Linked DNA regions of Homo sapiens: region 2 is linked to region 1. The links are chromatin contacts, found by Hi-C or POLR2A ChIA-PET in ENCODE. All regions are on one chromosome and are shown on one strand. Each heading gives the region's core, a stretch centred on a gene start or an enhancer-like site at or near the end of the contact. The rest is flanking DNA. Distances are from core to core; before and after follow the strand shown.

Region 1 (5,836 bases), core at 2,545-5,044:
TGTCTGTGGTTGGACTTGACTTGGTACTAGGTAAGTTTAGTGTGTCCAGAACCTTATCTTCATCAGCTTTTTTTCTTTTTTTTGAGATAGGGTCTCGCTCTTCTGTCCAGGCTGGAGTACAGTGGCACATTCTTGGCTCACTGAAACCTCCACCCCCAGGGCTCAAGCCATACTCCCACCTCAGCCCACCAAGTAGCTGGGACTACAGGTATGTGTCACCATGCCCAATAATTTTTGAATTTTTTGTAGAGACAGGTTCTCACCATGTTGCCCGGGCTGGTCTCAAGTGACTGAGCTCAAGTGATCTGCCTGTCTTGGCCTCCCAAAGTGCTGGGATTACAGGTGTGAGCCACTGTGCCTGGCCTTCATCGGCTTTTAAAAAACTGCTTCCTGAGATGAGTTGAACCATAGATTGAGAGGTTTACTTTTCTCTCAGAATGTCATTAGCAAAGACTTTTCTTTTGTGCCATTGTCCCTGAGTTTTCTTCATAAGGTTAAAATAAACTATACACAGACAAATGGATTGTGGGATGAAACATTGAACTACTTTTATAAGTAATAAAAGGGAATCTGAGCACTTTACTATTGTGTAAATTCTATTAATTTAGTTTTTGTGTTAGAAACTTGCTAGATATTAATAAATTCCATTTCCTTTTCCTGGGCAAGAGGAAGACTGCAGTTCTCATTCTTTGCAGTTGGTTTGAGGCCATGTCACAAAACCCATTGTGCAATCTTTCACACTTGCTTTCCCTTTGTGTTGATGACGACAATGTCAAAAGATGCATGGAGACTTAATCCTTGGGTCATTTAAAATTCTTAATTATTCCATAATTATTTTTGTCATCAAAACCATTATAATTTAAGCAATTAAAAAATTCTCCATATTTCTTCACCTTATTAGTTATTTTAATTCTGTATGTGAAAGATGAAATAAGAAACATGGTAAGTTGGCAATTTTAAAATAATGACATAATTCTAAAGGAAATTACTTTAGACATGAGATAGAGGATAAGGGAGAAAGACTTAAAAATTTAATATTCAGAGGTTGGACAAATGAAACACTGACAAATAACCTTTCAAAGCTCATCTCAATGTGAATGTTTCTGAAACTTGATTATATGCCCCCATGTTAAAATCAATGCTTTTTTCAAATGCTACAACAAATGACTCCTGAAGGGTCCAGTTTGCTTTTCAATACAGCTTAAAATCAACGGGAAAATATTAGTGCAGTAAAGCATGTAGTATTGTAATAGAATTTTTCTCTCCATTTACCTCAGTGGCAATGCTTCAACAGAGTTGTATGAGCAGTCGTGATATGCAATATATTATTTTTATAAATCTTAATAAAAATACACTTTTTTATCAGCTTTTTCAAGATTGATATACTCTGGTCAATATGACACAAATCTTGTTGAAAAATTACAGGTAAAACACAAGATAAGCATGCAATCAATTTAAAGCACAGTTTGTCCTGGTGAACAGTTTGTAATGACTAATCTGTAGGAACCTTGATTACTCAGTTGAATTGAGGTACTAGCCTGGCATGGTACCAGGCTTCCTGTTCATGCATGTCCATCCACCCACCCAGTTGCTGCCTCTACTTCATAATACGCTCTCCCACATCTCTGCTTTAGCCTCACACTTTGAATATTCTTATTTTTGTGGATGCAACTGCTTTTTGTGTGAGCATATCTACAGCTTCATTAACCTTTATTCCTTTGAAACTCAGGTTCCTCCTTAGGTTTAATTTATGTCTTTCTGCTTTTGAATTTTCAAAGATGGGCTTGAATAACAATGGGAGCATTTGGGAAAATCTAATAATTATCCCAGCTTGGCCACTACCAAATTGCATAATTGCAAGCAAATTATCCTACGTTGCTGAATCTCTAACTTACTGTCAGGAACTGATGACAATTAACCACTATTTAACTCGAAATAGATGATTCATTTCGATATTTGTCCTTTAAAATGCTAGAAAAACCTATTATGGCTGATAAGAGGGCTATAAAAAACAGTGTGGCGTGGAGCTTTGCATCAGAAAAGCTGTGTGCATCTAGGCTCTGCCATTTATTGACATAAAATCTGAGACAAGTAGTTTCATCTCTGCATTTGTTTCTTCAAATATGGACTGGGGTAATTTTACTAATCACAGGGATGTTTTGCGAATGAGATGGGGTCATGTAAACAAGTGCCTAGCACAGTACTGCTCTGTAGAAAGGGCTCAGTAAAAACTTAAGTTGGAAAACATTAGGTACGAAACCCAAGTTCCCCTGCAAAGGGCATACAGCAGTGAAAAATGACAGTCCTATAAGTGTCAGCTGTCTGTTTGTTGATCCAGGGTAATTCAAAATTTATTCTGAATAATGAATTCTGATTTAATAATTCCTATTTTTTACTACTTTTTGTTTTAGAGATAGGGTCTCAGTGGCACAATCCTAGCTCACTGCAGCCTTGAACTCCTGGGCTCAAGCATCCTCCCACTGTAGCCTCCTGAGTAGCTGGGACTACAGGTGCACATCACCATGCCCAGCTAATTTTTATTTTTGTAGAGACAGGGTTTCGCTATGTTGCCCAGGGTGGTCTTGAACTCCTGGCCTCAAGTGATTATCCCACTTTGGCCTCCCAAAACTCTGGGATTACAGACATGAGCCACTGTGCCTGGCTTAATGCTTGTTATTTAATTAACTTTGAAAGTAAAGAAGGAAAAAAGGGGAGGGTTTTTAAAAAAAATTTACTTATTTTACTAATTACTTATAGTTCTGAAAGAAAACCAGTCAGTAAATCAAAAGTCCTGCCAATTCACTCCTTGCTCCAAACCTGCTAGAGTCCGTGGTATTTGGAATAAAATCTAGTCCTCACCAGGGCCCACAGAGCCCTCCCTCAGTTGCAGGCTGCCTCTGTGCCTCTCTGGCTCCGCTCTGCTCCTCACCTGCTCTTCTCAGCCCCACCTGCCTTCGTGCAGCTTTTGTATACTCTGAGTCCGTTCCCATCTGAAGCCCTGTGACACTGCCACCCTTTACTTGGAATGTTACTTACCTTCCTTACAGGTTTTTGCGTAGCTAGGTCCTTTCCATTCAGTGTCCCCTCCAATCACACTTTCTCAGTAAGAAATCTCTAAAATAGACACCTCTGCCCCTCACCCCGTCACCCTCTCTCTCATTAATCTACATATTTTTCTGATGAAATTATAAAAATATAAAAAGCATGTATTACTTAAAGTTATGTATATATTTGTTTACTTTTTATCTGTCTCTCCCACTAAAGGTAAGTTCTAAGAGAGCAGATGATGTCTTGTTCATTGCCATCCCTTGTCAAAGAGGAAAATACATGTTATTACATAATATATCTAATAACTACACACTATGTATTATAAATCAAGAAATATTACCTGGAGTACCGCTCCCTGGATCAGTGCTCAGCACCCGTAGGCATTCATAAATTTTTACTGCACGAATGCATTTTCTGTGTGGATTGACCTTCTTACTATTTTAGACATTGGGATACAGTGTTTAACATGTGAGAAAACAGTAAAAGGTCCAAATGTTAGGGACTCAGAGCTCTCTGCAACTGAGAGCTTGCTTAAGAAAATACTTTTAGGAGCATTGGTTTCCTTTTGGAAAAACAGGAAAAAGAGAAAGAGGTTATAGGAGGAAGATGTTGACTCAGGACCCCAGAATTGCTTTGGATGCCAAGGACCTTCTAGAAATTGGAAATGACATGATTTCTAGGACAATGTGGAAGATGTGACTATTGGGCCGTGGGGTGGAGAGAAAGGTCATTATAAGAGTCAGGACTGGAGACCAAGGCTGGGCCTGACAAAGATGAAACTGAAACTGAAATGAGACTGGGTGACTCTGTGTGTGTGGTTTTTTTTTTTTTTTTTTTTTTTTGAGACAGAGTGTCGCTCTGTCGCCCAGGCTGGAGTGCAGTGGCGGGATCTCGGCTCACTGCAAGCTCCGCCTCCCAGGTTCACGCCATTCTACTGCCTCAGCCTCCCGAGTAGCTGGGACTACAGGCGCCCGCCACTACGCCCGGCTAATTTTTTGTATTTTTAGTACAGACGGGGTTTCACCGTTTTAGCCGGGATGGTCTTGATCTCCTGACCTCGTGATCCGCCCGCCTCGGCCTCCCAAAGTGCTGGGATTACAGGTGTGAGCCACTGCACCTGGCCTGGGTGACTGTGTTTTGTTCGTGAAAGCTACTGACATGGGCCAGCCCACAAGGACGCTGAATGCTGCCAGGCTGACCTACAGGGTGGCCTCTGTGATTCTGTCCTGCACGTGGATGATGTCCATCACAGCCATATTCCCTCCCACCCCGTCTCCTGCCCTCTCATCACAATTATTATTATTATTATTTTTACCTTTATGGCCTTATTTGCTTTCTACATTTATGACATTTTAATCTTTTTAAATTTGCAAAGAAAGGTATGCTTAAGATAATGATTCAAATATTACAGAAGGGTTTCTGAGAAAAGCAACTGGCTCCAGTCCCGTGTAGCTTCTTCCCTCAGTTCTGGTTCCTGGAGGCCACTTCTTGTAACTACTTGTATTTTTAGTGCTGATGTTTAGTGCCAAAACTCTAGATTAGTCCTGTCCAATGGAAATCTAATGTGAGCCATATATACCATTTTAAATTACAGGCACACCAAAAAAGTAAAAGTACACATATAAAACGAATTTTAATAATATATTTAATTTAACCTAGTATATCCAATATATTATTTCAACACATAATATAAAGATTATTAATGAGATAGTTTTCATTTTTATGTTGTTTTTGAAATTGGTTGTATATTTTAAACTTGCAGCAGATGACAATTTAAGTGCCCAACACCCACATGTGATTGGTGGCCACTATATTGCACAGTGGCCCTCCAGGTAATATTTCTTGATTTATAATATATAGTGTGTAGTTATTTAGATATATATTATGTAATAACATGTATTTCGTCTTTGATAGGAAAAAAAGGTTGCTTACACACAGCTCTCTCCTCATGTTTTCTTTCTAATGCTTTTAGATATATACATGTATTTGTATTATACATAATTTATACTTATAATTTTAGTTCTTTTATTGGCTACTTTTATAACTTTATTTTTATTTATTTATTTATTTATTTATTTTTTTGAGGCGGAGTTTGACTCTTGTTGCCCAGGCTGGAGTGCAATGGCGTGATCTTGGCTTACTACAACCTCTGCCTCCAGATTCAAGAGATTCTCCTGTCTCAGCCTCCCAAGTAGCTGGGATTACAGGTGCCTGCCACAAAGCCTGGGTAATTTTTTGTATTTTTAGTAGAGACTGGGTTTCACCATGTTGGCCAGGCTGGTCTCGAACTCCTGACATCAGGTGATCCGCATGCCTCTGCCTCCCAAAGTGCTGGTATTACAGGTGCGAGCCACTGCACCCAGCCAGTTACTTTTATAACTTTAAATAATGTCCTTGAAGCTTTGTTTCTGGTTCTTTAGCTTCAATAATATCTCAATTATATGTCTTAACCCCTCATTTTAGGATGTTACCATTCCTACCACATTCTATACATTTCCTTCCTCTGTCTAAGTTCCATCTTCCATCAGCTCTGATTATATTGGACTCCAGTTGTAAATATTTATATTTGATTCTGCAACCATGTGTTTTAGCCTTTCTAAAAAATTAAATGTACATGGAGTGAGAGAACCTCTGTGTATTAATTTTGATTAATACAGATGGCAATCCAGACAACCATAACTTGATCTACACAGAGCTCAAGTCTAAACAGAGAAGGACTTCCCTTTCTACCAACCAGTAGATTATGTGGTCATGGTTTTTGATAATGGAATGAAATACCAGATACTAA
Region 2 (6,011 bases), core at 3,235-5,734, 370 kb before region 1:
GGTTGGGGTGGGGACAAAATCACACCCAATTTAGAACACTGCTCTAGAACCACCCCAATAAAGCACAGAAACAAGCCTCACAACCATTTAGCTTCTCTGTAAGTAGCTCAATGACCTGACACCCCACTTCTGTGGTGCTTGAGTTTCTTCCTCCTTTGCTCTGCCACAGGGGAGCTCATGCTTGCACCCATCTCTCTCTGGAGGCTCCCATCTTTCCTTAGATTTCAGGCTGTTCAGTTGCATTGCAACCTCAGCTCCTGATAGACTCAAGAAAAGTCAAGAATTTTGTAGATTATCCATTTTTCTCTTGTCATTAAGGTTGGAACAATGCTCTTCCCAGTTTTCTACATCCTAGGCGGAAGAGCTAATCTCCATTAGATACTTCTGCTCTCCTTCAAGTCTCTACCTGCCAGACCCTGGGCCTTTCCCCTTTTCTCCTGCACTCCTCCCAGTGTCTCCTCCTTCCCTGGCCTTCCTCCTTGTAATCTTAGCCTCCTCGCTCTACAGTTCTGAGCAGTCATACTCTGGCCCTAAATGTGCCCTCCATCCAGTTAAACAACAGCTTGTCTCCTTAGAGCATAGCTGGACCCTATCCTGTGTCACTTGAGCATCTGTTGTTATCCTCAGCAGTGTGCCTCAACCACCTGCCCATACCTCCGCCCAACCAGCTTCTCGGAGTGTTCTTTCCATTGCTCATTCTGCTCCTTGGAAGGAGTGCTGAGAAATGCAGTTATCTCCTTTCTGTTACGCACACATATGAGAATGTCTGTGCCTGAGGCCTGCCTCCATGGCAGGACCTGAAGGTTCCTCGCCCACAGCACTTCAGCTGGGATTGTTTGATGAGCTTCTTCCCTTCTATTTTGGTCCTTAAAGTGCTTTCTCTGTCAATGGTATTAGCTTCGTCACCTTAAAACAGACACATGACATTCACTTTTATGTTTTTAGTTGTTTTTTATTACAGAAAGGGCGGTGAGTATGTGTGTGTTTCAACACAGCAGTTATTTATTAATTGACCAATTTTTCTTTTGCTGTGATTTATTTTATTTATTGGTATTAATAACTTAAGATCTTTCCACATATCTGGCCTATTTACAGTAAGTGTTCCCTAGGGAAGCTGACTGTTATCACCCATGGTAAGAATTGCGGGATACAAGGATGAAATATTGTGGGTCTTCTGGGAGGAACAGTGACCAAAAATTTGAGATCAGTGGTGAGGACACAATTGACTGAGAAAGGTGGAGAATGACGTTGTGGACAGTCTCTCTTGGCATTAACTGCTCTGGTGGGGGAGCACTTAACCCTGAGGTAGGGAAGGATCAAGATGCTGGGTACCAGTTGAAGGTGCTCCAGAAGATGCTTTTAAGGTGGAATGAGTGGGTAGTATTCTATGTCCTTCAACTTTGCCCCGGGGGGAAGATTTTAAAAGTCATTGAAGAGAAAGGGCTCTAGTGAAATTAAAAGAATCGGGCCACCCTTTGGAAAATTAATAGAGCCATAAATGCTAAGGGGTGCCTTTTCTCGACCGCGGCGGGCGTTGGTGGCAGGGCTGACTTGGGCCGCGCTGGGTGACAGTAGAGTGGTGGCGCGGGAGCGCGAGGAAATCCAGTGACTCCTGAGCTGCCCAGGATGTGGGCCGCCCGCTAGGGGGCAGCATTCTGCTGAAGAACACCCAGAGATGCTCCACCCTGGAGCATCTGGCCATGACAACTCATACATGGCCCATGACATACCCCCTGGCCATGACTACCTCAGAATTCCCAGATAGAATGGGTTAGGGGCCAGCAACAGTTAACTACTTTCAATGTTTTGGTAATTTCCTTCTAGTTTTTTTTTTACCTTTTTTTTTTTTTTTTTTAAATAAATAGATATGAATTTATTATGTATAAGATTTTGCGTTCTACTTTTGATACATATTTTCCCCCATGTCACAAAAAATTATTTGTGACTTTTTTTTTTTTTTTGAGACAGAATCTCACTCTGCTGCCGAGGCTGGAGTGCAGTGGCATGATCTCGGCTCACTGCAACCTCTGCATCCTGGGTTCAAGCAACTCTTCTGCCTCGGCCTCCTGAGTAGCTGGGACTACAGGTGTGGGCCACCATGCCCGGCTAATTTTTTTATTTTTAGTAGAGACAGGGTTTCACTGTGTTGGCCAGGCTGGTCTTGAACTCCTGACCTCAGGTGATCCACCTGCCTCGGCTTCCCAAAGCGCTTGGATTACAAGGCATGAGCCACCGCACCCGGCCTGTGACATCATTATTAATGACTGCCTACTTTTACATCATACCAATATAACATAATTCTCTGTTGAATGTTTGTGGATTCAATTTGTTTGCTATTGTAAATTATGCTAAAATGAAAATCTTTGTGCATAAATCTTTAAGATTATTTTGTAGTATAGATGTCTTCAGAACTACTAAATCCGTATGTATAAATATTTTTCAAGGTTTTTAAATATATTGTCAGATTGATTTTTAGTAGTTCTAACAATTTTCAGTGCTAGCAGCAATACATAAGGAGTGCTCATCTCTCCTAATATCTCTGGTTGTGACTAGTATCATAGGCAAAAATATATTTTCTAATTTGATAGTGTTAAATTAAGTTTGGCCTAGAGCCTGTCTTTTTTTTTTCTTCTTTTTTTTTTTGAGACGGAGTCTCACTCCATCACCCAGGCTGTAGTATGCAGTGGCGTGATCTCAGCTCACTGCAAACTCCGTCTCCCGAGTTCAAACGATTCTCGCGCTTCAGCCTCCCAAGTAGCCAAGACTACAGGTGCACACCACCATGCCCAGCTAATTTTTGTTTTATGGAATTACAGGTGCGTGCCACCATGCTTGGCTAATTTTTGTATTGTTAGTAGAGACAGGGTTTTGCTATGTTGGCCAGGCTGGTCTCTAACTCCTGACCTCAAGCGATCCGCCCACATTGGCCTTCCAAAGTGCTGGGATTACAGGCATGAGCCACTGTGCCTGGCCCTGGACCCTGTCTTTGTACATTGAGTTTCTATGTAATGATCTGTGACCTAACTTAGTAGGTACTAAAATCTAACTACTATACTTTTTCTAACAGATAGCTGGGTTTCAGCGAGTCACAAGCAGCTGAACTTCAGCCTATCATAGGTTGACAGCTGACCAGACCACGTCCAAATAAAGCAAATGCCTAGCTGTAATTAATCAAGCTATTTTTTTAAGTTACTTCCCTGTTCTAAAGTACTCACTGCCCACATTACAAAGGGAGCTCTCTGAACCTCTTCTGGTTCTGAGTGCTGCCTGATTAATGAATTGTTCTTTGCTAAAATAAGTTCTGTTAAATTTAATTTGTCAAAAGTTTTTCTTTTGACAATAAGTTAAAAAAATGTGTTAGGGGTCTGACTGGGGAGTAACAAGGCAGCTGCCATGCATCTGGGTTTGCTTAGTGAATGCAGTGTTTGTACTCAGCTGGCATGCTTCTATGAGATGGCCTTGGGGCACTGCCACTGTCCCCCACCCAAGTGACATAATGCAAATAAAACATGTTCCATAAAATATAAAGACAATTTAAATATACACTCCATTTATAGAGCAGCTGTGTTCCTGTGAAGCCGTCCTTTCAATGTTCAGTCCTCTTGTTAAGATGTCATATGCATATTGCTAGGTGAGGTAGTGAGGAGGGTGCTGATGCTGCTCCTGCTTTCAGGAGAGGACACAGGATAAGGAGCTCCATGGTGAGAGATGCTCCATTGGAATGTAGACCCCTTTGAGCTGGAGTTTTATTCACTGCTGATTTCCTTGTGGCTAGAAAGATGCCTGGCACACAGTAGGAGCATAACAAATATTTGTTGAATCAGTGAAACTGTAGTGACTCACATTGTAAAGCAATTCATCCTTTTATATTGCAGATTAAATCTCCATTTTCTCTGTTTTGTAAGCTTGATTTCAATGTTGGACTTGAAAAAAGTCTGGGCCCCATTGTCGTGTGAGCCAAGCGGTGTTTGCTTTCAAGGCAAGGACAGAGGAGAGAAAGAGGAGGAAAAAGTTAACTTCTGGGGAATATACTCATCTGCCAATGACAGGATATGATATAGAAACAAGTCTTTTGTCTCCAAAATCTCCATCAGTGCCCACCATCCAGAGCGGGTCAACTGGATTGACCAAAATAAAATCTCGGATGATGAGAAATTTCTCATATGTTAATTGTGGAATCAAAGCTTCATTTGTGGCTCCTGCTCCCACACTGGGCTGCTGCTTTTCAGGATGAGCATTTGGGTTCAAAGTTAGGAAGGAGTGAGGGTGCGCCCATGATGACCTGAGAGCTGACTGGAGGGACTGATGAAGGGGTAGTCCAGCACAGGGCCTGCATGGTCTCTGTTTTCTGAACTCTTGCTGCCTGACTTCCCGAGGCAGTGGGAGAAGATGGGACTGATTTCTGTGCAGCTGGGGCTGAAGGCTGGCTGACGGTCACCGGGCGGGTAGTCAGTGGAGGCTGCTAGAACTGGAGCAGAAGGAACTTTCTCTCAGTGTATTTCTCCAATTTGGCACCAGATGGCAACACCTCCCTTCAAATGAAACCAAAGTCTCCAGATTCAATAACAAAACCGTTACTTATTCTGAGGACATTGAGCAACCCTGCAGGATTTGGGTCTGGATTTGGGGAGGGGGCTTGACCACCTTGATGATCATGGAGCTAAGCTAGTTCTAGATCCTGTCTCCATCCATTCTTTCCATGAGTGATTATTGATTGAGAGCTTCCTATGTGCCCAGTCCTGGGCTGTGTGTTGGGGCGGGGAGGAGAATGGGGTACAGTAGTGAGCAACACCCATGCCTCCCTCCATGGCAACAGCCCCGACAGCTTTTACAGCCTAGTAAAGGAGATAGACATTAAGCAAATAAGTACAAAACAATGGACTCATTTCAATTGTGGGAAGTGTAATAGATGATAAATATGATACTATGAGACCATATCAACAGGAAGAATCTGATCTCATCTGAGCTGTCAGGAAAGGCTGCTCTGTCAATGGATTATCCTATCGACCCCCACCCCACACATACTTTGTTATATCTACCAACACACTCCCATTATATTCCCATTTTACGGCTGCTGGACCAACCCCAAAACATCCCATTATATCCCCAACAGGCAATCCCATCATAGCCTCCACTGCAGGTCTTAATTAAAGACCACATGCCGTCCTTCACACCTCATTCCTGGAACTTTTAACAAATGCCTTTACGATCCTTTCCCAATCTCCTCTGCAATCCCTGTTGCAAATCCCATGGCTCGCCCCATTGGAATATCCCACTGCAAACTCTCACAGAACCCTGGTCTTATTCACCTTTGCATTCCCTGTGCCTCCCACTGTACGTGACAGGTCATATGTTCTTGAAAATACTTGGCAAACCAATGACAGGACCTGTCAATACCCCAGCTCACATACTCTATCTCAGGCCTGTCATGGCTCCTATGGCACAGCCAAGGTCACAGCCCCCACACTGGAAAGGGTCAGGTCTCTGCTGCCCTTTTTCCTGTAGGAAATTCCTGAGAAGAAGATTGTGTACCTCTGGATCCTCCCTTCCCCTCATTGATCTCCATCAGCCTAGATAGGCTCCCAGAAGCTAGGTCCTGCCTGGGCAGTGGCCCGTCCTGAGGTCTGACTTGGTCCATGTCACCCCCATCCCAGAATCAGTGGAACACTCTTTGTGACCTCCTTGGAGTGTACCAGGCTCCTGATTATGGGCCTGCCAATGGGGCCTTTAGTAAGCAGCTTCCCCTCTCTCCTTCTCTGAAGGGCCAGAGAACTCAGAAGAAGACATCCTAGGGCAGGAAGAGACTGCAAGGGCATCATCTAATTCTTTTTTTGTTTGTTTGTTTTTTTAGACAGAGTCTCACTCTGTCACACAGGCTGCAGTGCAGTGATGCAATCTCAGCTCACTGCAACCTCTGTTTCCTGGGTTCAAGAGAATTCTCGAGCCTCAGCCTATCGAGTAGCTGGGATTACAGGTGCCTGCCACCATGCCTGGCTCATTTTTGTATTTTT

Evidence for each region. Hi-C counts contacts between places; a loop is a spot of excess contacts on that map. ChIA-PET counts read pairs that join two places held with the same protein, here RNA polymerase II (POLR2A). Pooled maps may share reads with other maps.
Region 2: a pooled map shows a loop between it and region 1 (2.5-fold over the local background). The contact joins two enhancer-like sites. A Hi-C loop is called at or near these places in 2 of 37 single-sample maps with no recorded cell type and 4 of 50 pooled maps. POLR2A ChIA-PET finds 5 or more read pairs at or near these places in 1 of 52 experiments (activated T-cell).

Annotation. Positions count from the first base shown.
Region 1 is chr2:41,713,794-41,719,629 of GRCh38, reverse strand. No RefSeq gene overlaps it. Among named protein-coding and RNA genes, the nearest start is that of LINC01913, 160 kb to the left of the region's middle. RefSeq lists an enhancer at 3,692-3,801. Within about 2 kb of position 3,794, at least 5 of the 41 ENCODE cell types and tissues checked have a DNase peak (open chromatin) inside an H3K27ac peak, as active enhancers do.
Region 2 is chr2:42,085,149-42,091,159 of GRCh38, reverse strand. The region is part of intron 1 of LOC105374531 (a long non-coding RNA gene); the gene reads left to right. Among named protein-coding and RNA genes, the nearest start is that of PKDCC, 40 kb to the right of the region's middle. RefSeq lists an enhancer at 4,551-4,610. Within about 2 kb of position 4,484, at least 2 of the 41 ENCODE cell types and tissues checked have a DNase peak (open chromatin) inside an H3K27ac peak, as active enhancers do.